Linked DNA regions of Homo sapiens: region 1 is linked to region 2. The links are chromatin contacts, found by Hi-C or POLR2A ChIA-PET in ENCODE. All regions are on one chromosome and are shown on one strand. The core of a region is the stretch at or near the end of the contact, and the rest is flanking DNA. Distances in the headings are between cores, read along the strand shown. Region 1 overlaps LOC107986776 (a long non-coding RNA gene). Region 2 has its middle 30 kb from the start of RAPGEF5.

Evidence for each region. Hi-C counts contacts between places; a loop is a spot of excess contacts on that map. ChIA-PET counts read pairs that join two places held with the same protein, here RNA polymerase II (POLR2A). Pooled maps may share reads with other maps.
Region 1: a loop to region 2 is called in a pooled map, with 4 times the contacts of the local background. The contact joins two enhancer-like sites. A Hi-C loop is called at or near these places in 1 of 50 pooled maps. POLR2A ChIA-PET finds 5 or more read pairs at or near these places in 3 of 52 experiments (A673, OCI-LY7 and activated CD8-positive, alpha-beta memory T cell).

What each region holds. Positions count from the first base shown.
Region 1 is chr7:22,883,895-22,888,430 of GRCh38, forward strand. All of the region lies in intron 3 of LOC107986776 (a long non-coding RNA gene), which reads right to left. Among named protein-coding and RNA genes, the nearest start is that of SNORD93, 30 kb to the left of the region's middle. Within about 2 kb of position 2,202, at least 2 of the 41 ENCODE cell types and tissues checked have a DNase peak (open chromatin) inside an H3K27ac peak, as active enhancers do.
Region 2 is chr7:22,384,833-22,389,847 of GRCh38, forward strand. No RefSeq gene overlaps it. Among named protein-coding and RNA genes, the nearest start is that of RAPGEF5, 30 kb to the left of the region's middle. Within about 2 kb of position 3,024, at least 2 of the 41 ENCODE cell types and tissues checked have a DNase peak (open chromatin) inside an H3K27ac peak, as active enhancers do.

The DNA of each region.
Region 1 (4,536 bases), core at 952-3,451, 500 kb after region 2:
ACCTTTGCACTTGCCATTCCCTCTGTCTGGAATACTCTTCCTCTAGGCAGGCTCAGGAGTCAGGCCATCAGCCCATCAACCCCATCAACTCCATTGGGTCTTTATTTAAAAGTTATCTTTGCAGTAGGACCTTCCCTACCCACCCCACCTAAATATTGCACCCTTTATAAAAGCACTGACCAACAGAACTTTGTGCTTGATGAAACTTTATCTTCACTGTCCAATAGGATGGCCACTATGAGGCTTTTGAGCACTGGAAATGTGGCTTGTATGACATGGAAATGGAATTTTTAACTTTAACTAATTTAAATATCATCAGCCACACAAGGCTAGTGGCCACTATGTTGTAAGCACAGCATCTTTACACTCCTTTATCTCTTTTTGCTGCATTATTTTTTTGCTTACTATTTGCCACTAACATACTACATAATTTACTTATAATTTATTCATACATCTTGTTTATAATTTGTTTTCCTCACTAGAATGTAAGTGGAAAAAACAAATTATGACTACACGGAGAATGAGGGGCAGGAATCTTTGTCTGTTTTGTTCACTACTATATTTCTGGTACCTAGAACAGTTTCTGGCACATAGTATATACTAACAAAATCTTTGTTAAATGAAGGAACACGCAGTAGGAGACTCTACAAGCTCCACCCAGGCATTGCTCTGCTCTCTGTCCATGTCTACTCTCTGCTAATTTGCCAGACGTTGATCTAACTTTCATCTCCTGACCTGGATGTTCATAGGTTCCTCTGGCCCTTCTCCTTCTGAATGGTTTCTTCCTTCAGAAACCAGTGTCTAGTTTCCCAGTGGTGTACCCACTACCTTCACTTCAACCCACCAGTCTATAGCCTCTTGGTCCTCTCTGCCAGCCTTGGCTCTGTTGGGCTTCTCTTTAACTAGGCTTACCTGAGACAACAAATGGCCAAGAGCCATGGGGTAGGCCAAGAGTGCTGTCAGCCTATGCTTCTCTTCTTTGCTAAGACTCCAGAAAACAACACAGCACTTCACGGCATCTCTCGGCAGTCAACCAGAGTTAGAAGCTGGACCTCAGTCATCCACACCACATGCTAAATCATCACCAAATGGCCTCATGATGAAGGACTTCACACACAGAAACCTTCTGGGCATAGGTCACGCCTTCTATGCCTTTCCAGGACACATGACTGTGGCCCCCAGTGATGGTTAGGTGGCTATTACTGAGCTAAGACTCTACAATGAGTGTCTTGCTTCCTTTCTAAAAGAAACCCTACCCTTGGGCCAAGGGATAGGGAAGGGAACAGAAGGGAATTCTAGTTATGGCTGTTCTTTGTTTTAACCAATAAATGGATTTCCATTTTAAGAGCCCAGATGTCAAGAGTATCTTATTATAGTGGCCTCACACAGGCTGGGAATGAAGTAGAAATTAGAATGGTTGTTGAAAACTTTCCGTTTTCTTCTTCTTTATTAAGTCTGATGACTCAGACTTGATCTAGGGCTTTTTGTAACAGCCAGGCACATCCTCTTACATAAATGAGAGAAGATGTAACCACCTATTATAATGCCTTGCATATAAGGGACACTCAACAAACGGTGGCTAATAATATGATGAGTAGAAATAAATATTCTGTTCTGCCTCACAATGTCTATCACAATGAAAACAATTGTGGGAAGTAAACTGTATATTGAAATGTATTACCAAAATCGAAAGTTAAGCAAAAATAGTTTCCATAGATAGCTAAAAACTTTCTGTTTTTCCTGAGCTAAAGAAGAACAAGAAACTAAAACTCCTTTCAGGCACCATTTATCTTTCTGTTAAACATCAATCTGATGTCATGTGGCAAGAGTTTTAGTTTCATTTAAAAATCATTTCTGATATCTTGTGGAACAGAACAATTTCCCTTCCAGAGAAAAAGGGTATCTATTTAGCCAATGACAAACAGCTTCCATTTTCTCCTTTTTTTTAACTTTCTTTTTTTTTTTTTTTTTTTTGTTAACACCACTTTTGTTCAGGGTGACAGTACACCTGTAGCCCAAGGGGATGAATCACAGTAGATATAAATTCCACGTGGTGATTTCCTTCCCTAGACTACCCTGTAGCTAGGATTGGCATAGGACCATTCTGGCCAGTGAGGTATAAGTAGAAGTCTCCTGGGGGCTTCAGGGAAAGAATCTGCTTTCTGATAAATGATGCAAGTGCAAGAGGAGAGTTTGCTTTTGCTCTTCCCCACCCACATCCTGTCTGGGAGTGTGACAGTGCCTACAGCTGCAGCAGCTGTCTTGCAATCATGAATTGACAGTGTCAGAAGCCAATCTGCTGAAAATGACAAGGCAGATGGATAGATCAACATGGGGTCTCAATGGCATCACTGAGTGGCTGCACCAACACTAAATGGACAACAGCTGCAATTCTTGTTTAGCCAAGGTTGAAGGTTCTTAAAATTGAAACTCTTGTCAGTTGAGTTTTATTTGCAGCCAGAAGCAATTCCAACTGATTCACAGACCTTTAATTACTAGTTCAATGACTACCCATACACCCAGTATCTAAATTTAACTACTTCTAATATTTACCACATTTGCTTTTTTCTCTAAGTTTTCAATATATGTGGAAGATAAATTGTAGACATAACGCTTAGCCCTTCAGCAAGTATCTCCTAAAAAGAAGAACATTTTCCTTCATAACCACAAGGCTATTATCCCTCCTAAAAATATTAATGATTCTGTGATATCATCTGAACACTAGTCCATATTCGGTTTCCTTTATCACAAAACACATTTAACACAAAAATGTGTTTTTGTAGTTGGATAAAATTTTCATATAAATGTTCATACAAACGGGACTTGGGATTTTGTTTTCCCTTTTCTTTTCCCTTTTTAAAAAAAATTTAATTAATTATTATTTTTTTTTTATTTTTTGAGATGGAGTCTCGTTCTGTCACCAGGCTGGAGTGCAGTGGTGTGATCTTGGTTCACTGCAACCTCCGCCCCCCGGGTTCAAGCGATTCCCCTGCCTCAGCCTCCCAAGTAGCTGGAACTACAGGTACCTGCCACCACGCCCAGCTAATTTTTGTTTTTTTAGTAAAGATGGGGTTTCACTATATTGGCCAGGATGGTCTCAATCTCTTGATGTTGTGATCCACCTGCCTCGGCCTCCCAAAGTGCTGGAATTACAGGCATGAGCCACCGCGCCCAGACTTAATTTATTTATATTTATTTATTTTTTGAGACGGAGTCTCACTGTGACACCCAAGCTGGAGTACAATAGCACGATCTTGGCTTACTGCAACTTCCACCTCGCAAGTTCAAGCGATTTTCCTGCCTCAGCCTCCCGAGTAGCTGGCATTACAGGTGCCCGCCACCATGCCCAGCTAATTTTGTATTTTTAGTAGAGACAGGGTTTCACCATGTTGGCCAGGCTAGTCTCAAACTCCTGACCTCAAGTGATCCACCCACCTCGGCCTCTCAAAGTGCTGGGATTACAGAGGTGAGCCACCACTACTGGCCTTCTCCTTTTAATAAAAAAGAAACATTCTCCACTCTCTCCGCCTGTGGCTACAAAGTTTCATTTTCCAGACCATGCTGGCTCTGGGCCCATAGTGCCCCTGGGAAGATTGGAATAAAGCTTTGGCGTTAAGACTAACAAATCCAGCCAGGCGCAATTTAAAGTTAATCGTTGATTAAATTTAAATGCATAAAGCTGATTTACTTTGGAAGGCCCAGGCGGGTAGATCCCTTGAGGTCAGGAATTTGAGGCCAGCCTGGCCAGCACAGTGAAACCCCATCTCTACTGAAAATACAAATTAGCCGGGCGTGGTGGTGTGCACCTGTAGTCCCATACTCAGGAGGCTGGGGCAGGAGAATCACTTGAACCTGGGAGGCGGAGGTTGCAGTGAGCCGAGATCACATCACTGCACTCCAGCCTGAGTGATAGAGTGAGACTCTTGTCTCAAGAAAAAAAAAAAAAAAGACTTACAAGTCACCTAAAAGCCTCATCCACGTATCTTCCAAAAGTGTTGTAAGACTTCCCATTTGGAAATTTACTTGGGATTGAGCTCGTGATGTACTAATATTCTTCTCAATTAGACAGTGAGGCAAAGGACTGTGAACATTTAATGTGGAGTAAGGCACCCTCTCTGTGAGCCAGGCTTCTTGGTTAGGGGTCCTACCTGTATCCCACCTCCCAAAACAGCTCTACACATCACACTCCACAATTCACAAGTAACAGTGTGAGAAGATAAACAAGAGATGACATTTTTATCCACAGTTGTGGTAATTACAATACTAATTGTGTATATGAAATAGTCAACACTTTTTATAACTTATAACTATAAGAAAAATTAGGATGCACCCACAATCTAGAAGAGATGGAAAAACAAAGTTAATTGTGTTGTGACATTTAAATTAGTGAAATCCATTAAGATTTTTCTAGAACATTGCTACATAGAAGGACAAATGCTTTGTTAATTTTGCTTATTTTGTTTAACCTCCCACCCTAATTAATACCACTATGCTCAGAGGAACTGTGCAATTTCAGGGTGACATGAATGAAGCCAT
Region 2 (5,015 bases), core at 1,774-4,273:
CTTTAAAAATTATAAGGTAAACAAGAAATATAAGTAAGAAATAAATAGTGTGGTTGGACTGATGTCTTGGCACAATACTTCACTCTCATTCCCATCCTAAAGACAACTCAAGGAACCAGAATGCTCTGATCATGTCTCCTAGAAAATGTATGTATATAATTGCCTGCCTTTTGAAGCTCTGATGGAACCCAAGAGCTCTGGAGTTAGAGAAGGTAGCTTTGGTTCAAGATCGGTCTTCCAATTGATAACTACTCCTCCTGTTAGTTAATCTCTCTCAGCTCCAGTTTCTCCACATGGGAATAATAAATATAAAGAATAACTGAGATGTGCAAGTGATTTGTAATAGTAATAATGACAATGTATATTTGCATATTAGTTTTCTGAGGATCTGGGATTCAAACTCAGGTCTTGTAATTTCAGATCTAGTTCCCTTTTCAGTATTCAGAGTCAGACTTCTTATTAGATTAACTTGACATTTATCCCATGGGTATGGAGAAAATATCTGCTATTTTGGCATTTTAAGTGGTATGTGCCTTTCAAAAATATCATTCTTAAGGCCTCACCCTTGTAGCAGGTTGTTATTGAAGAGATAACTTGCAGATTTTTTGTGCGATTTGGTTATCAAGCCTTCTTCTTGATGCAAATTTTGCCTACAGCAACCAGTGTTATGACTAATATTGATAGTTCGAACCCTATAAATAACCCATAGTTCACAATTAAATGCAGAGGTATCCAGGATGGTAAAAATTAGACTGCCCCCCACCACGCCTTGAAAAGATCTGGGGACAGTCTGATCACAGCCCTGCAATTCCCTGCCCTTCCTTCTCTGCCTCTTTTTGGGGCTGCCCTAACTCCCTGCAGAAAAGACGACCCTGTTGTCAGCTTCCTGGATGTTGCCTTCCTTTTTGAACTATGTCTACATACACAAAGGTTCTAATTTTTTAAAAAGACTGATTTTGTAACAAAGAAAATATTTTTACTGGGTCGGTGGTAGCGGGTGGGCAGGAAGCAGAGTTGAATCCTGTGTACTGCTGTTACACTACTTCTCCAGTCAAATTTTCAAGGCTTTGCTTGTGGGTGCAAAGTCTACCTATTGCTTTTTGTGTTATTGTGGTCAAATACACATAACATAAAATTTACAATGTATACCATTTTTAGGTGTACAGTTCAGTGGCATTAATTGAATTAGGGCACAAACCCCAACTCTCCATTTCCCTCTTCCCCCAAGCCCCTGATAGCCTATGATCTACTTTCTCTCTCTGTAATATGTCTAGGTGTCTCATGAAAGTAGAATTGTATCGTATTTGTCTTCTTGTGATCAGCTTATCTCATTAGCATAATGTCTTCAAGGTTCATCCAAGTTGTAGCATGTGTCAGAATTTCATCCCCTTTTAAGGCTGAATAATATTCCACTGTCTGTGTATACCATAGTTTGTTAATCTATTTATTTGTTGATGGACTTTTGGGTTGCTGTGCCTTTTAGCTATTATGAATAATACTGCTATGAACATTGGTATACAAATATCTGTTTGAGATCTTGCTTTCAGTTCTCTTTGTTATGTAGCCAGTAGTGAAGTGGCTGGCTTATACGGTAATTTTATGCTTAATTTTTTTTTGAGGAACTGCCTGCCATACTCTTTTCCACAGTGGCTGTACCATTTTACATTTCCACAGCCATGCACAAGAGTTCCAGTTTCTCCATTTCCTTGCCAACACTATTATTTTCTATTTTTTCAATAATAGCCATTCTAGTGGGTGTGAAGTGGTCTCATTGTGGTTTTTGATTTGCATTGCCCTAATGATGAGTGATATTGAGTATTCTATTGCTTTTTGAATTGACTAACACTCCTTGGCTGGATAGTCAGTGCCCTGTAGCACTGCGTCACATCCTATATGAGCACCCTCTCTGCTTAGCTTTCTATTCTCCATCTTTCCTGAGGGGGGGCCTTTCTGTGCCATCCCTTGGCTCACCCCTACAGAGGCAGGGGATTTTGGCATAGTGCAGCTCAGCATCCCAGGATGCAGGTCAGGGTGAGGTAATAGGGAGACTATATCTGGAAGGGAAAATGGAAACTATCCACCATTCCAATACTTTAACAACTGCTATATATCCATCACAATATCTAGGACAATCATGGGCTCATGGTAGATCATGAATACTTATGTATTAGAATATATTTTTGCCAGATGTATTAAAGCAGAAGTTGGGGTTAAGCCTGTGAACTACCTACTTTACCTACAGTTTCAAATGGTTAATGTGGGTAACCAGTTACAGAATCACCCCTGCCATGACAGACAATTGTTTTGCCTTCCAGCAGTTATGAGTCCCATGCCATAATTCCCTCCTCTCACCATCAGTCCACAGGGTCAATACATGGATAATTGTTGAAACTGGACGATGGGGGGGGGGTACATAATCTTTAAATTTATGTACATTTAGAATGTTCCATAATAAAAAGTTGATTCAGATAAACATACCAGGCCTCATCACTGACTGTGTGATGGAACGGACCACCTATAGTCTTATTTATCCATCTATTTTTTGCATTGGGTAATTAACTTGAGATCTATGGGCAATTGTTATTAAATTTAATTTTTTTAATTATACAATTCTACAAAGTCTAATGCTTAAGGCAATTTCTATGTCTATGATGTATAAGCATAAATTATTTTATAGGTCATTATATATAGTCATTTTAATGTTATGCTTATTGTCTGATGAGTATATAAAATAACATTTAAATAGCATTTAAGTAACTCCTATAATTACACTGAAAAATGTTTCCCAGTGTTACTGAAATCGGTTGCAAATCTTAGATACATAAAGTACTAGAAAAGTAGCCAAAAAAAGAGACAGGGACTCAACATGCTGCCAAAAATAATAATAGAACCTTGAATGTTAAACAGCTTTTTAAAAAGCTCTTCTCTGGAATGAAATGCATTCACTCAAGTTGTTCTTCCCCATCCTCCTGCTTCTTGTTATAGACGTGCCTTGCTGGCTGACTTCCTGATCGGTTGGTGGGCCCAGTCCTACTGAGTCACCCGGCTGCAACTGTTGAGTATGAGTGTGTGGAGCTGGTGGAAACCAGGATGGAGAGTAGGCTGGAGACTGAGCACTTGGGAAAATTTTAAATTGGAAAAAAACCACAAATGAACGAAAGCACTGAGTTGCTGCTGTGAGGGCAATTTGCTCTCTGTAGGCATCACAAAATGTATTTGATGATTGAGGCCAAAATTGGTCTATTTGCTTTGTTTCTTTGGAGAAAAATGAGAATACCAAGGATCGTCCTCTGGTTGGCATCACGTTCCTCTGTGCACAGTTATTTTCTGTTACAAATGGTTTTTACAGGTCGTATAAGGGGTAATGGGCAAGAGTTAATATTTTTCTGTTGTCACTCTGGAAAGTACATCAGGATCTTTCATTTCAATCTGTCCCTCTAAGTCTGGTTGTCCCTTTTCATGTACTCAAAGGAAAGTTGGCATGGGGCCCAAAACATAGTATGGGGTGTACCGATCTCCTTGGTCTGACCAGTTCAGCTTGGACCCTAGAGAAGCTCAGCCAGTGTGGACCAATTTGTGAAGAAGGCCACCCAGTGCTTTCGTCTAGGAAATGTTCCTAAAGTCAAGTCCATGTTTCAGTGAGTCTCCTCAGTTTTAAGAGGAGGCACAGAATGCCACAACTTCTAAGCTGCCTGCTTTTTAAAATGTTAATAAGTCATTAAAATTAGATAAGACAAGGCCGGGTGCAGTGGCTCACCCCTGCAATCCCAGTACTTTGGGAGGCCAAGGCAGGCAGATCACCTGAGGTCAGGAGTTTGAGACCAGCCTGGCCAACGTGGTGAAACCCCGTCTCTACTAAAAATACAAAAATTAGCCGAGTGTGGTATTGCGCACCTGTAATCCCAGCTACTCAGGGGAATTGCTTGAATCCAGGAGGCGGAGGTTGCAGTGAGCTGAGATCACGCCACTGCACTCCAACCTGGGCAACAGAGTGAGACTCGGTCTCAAAAAAAAAAAAAAAAATTAAATAAAACAGTGTGCTTAAAGCATGCAGCACTGTGTCTAGCACACTGTAAAAGTCAATAAATGTTAGCTCTTATTTATGATTATTCTAACTATGAGCACAACGAACTTTATTCTAAATTACTTATTCACTTAGCAAACAACTATTGAGTACCTACCATATGTCAAGCACAGTTTTAGTCAATATGGATGTGGCAGTGTACAATCGAGCCAAGATCCCTGCTCTCAACAAATGGACATGCTTTGAAAGGGAAAACACAATACATTGTTCAACTAAATAATTCCTTTAACAATTGTCATAAATAAAACAAAATGAGAGAGTGGGGATAGAGAGTGACTGAGGGGAATAGGATGGGGAGAAAAGTTGACTCTAGATGGAGTGACCAAGGAGAGCTTCTCCCCAGAAGGGATTGGATGGTGAGATGGAGTTGCCATGTGAAGATGCAGAGGTGCGGTAACCCAGGCAGAGGGAACAGTAAGAGAAAGGCCCTGAATAGACCCCATCTCAACACTGAGCCCTCTTACCACATGCAGTGGATGTCAGGCTGCAGGCCTCTTTGCTGTCCTTTCAATAGTTTCCGTGTTCAAGGCATTTAAGTACTCAACCTGCAATCAGATTAAATTGCTGCCAGAAGAGCTGTGGTCCTTAGGTGAAAACTCACCCATTTCTACAAGTAATGTAGAATTTTTAGTTTAAGCAAGCATGAGAAATGACTCCTTGAATAAGCAGTGCTTGATTGTCACTATTGCCCATTTCACTGGAAGAGCCCACCTTCCATCTTGGGACCAGGCCCATAACTCACTGCTACTCAAATCACAGAGGTAAGAACCAGCAGATGAGATAGGTTGGCTCCTGCTCTGCCAGTAAGTAACCTGCTATTTGCTCTTAACAGGTCACGTAGACCTTCTGTGACTTTGTTTGGTCATCTGCAAAACCAGAGGAATGGGTTACACCAGTGCATGTAAAACTTTCATGTGCCTTCCCATCTCCT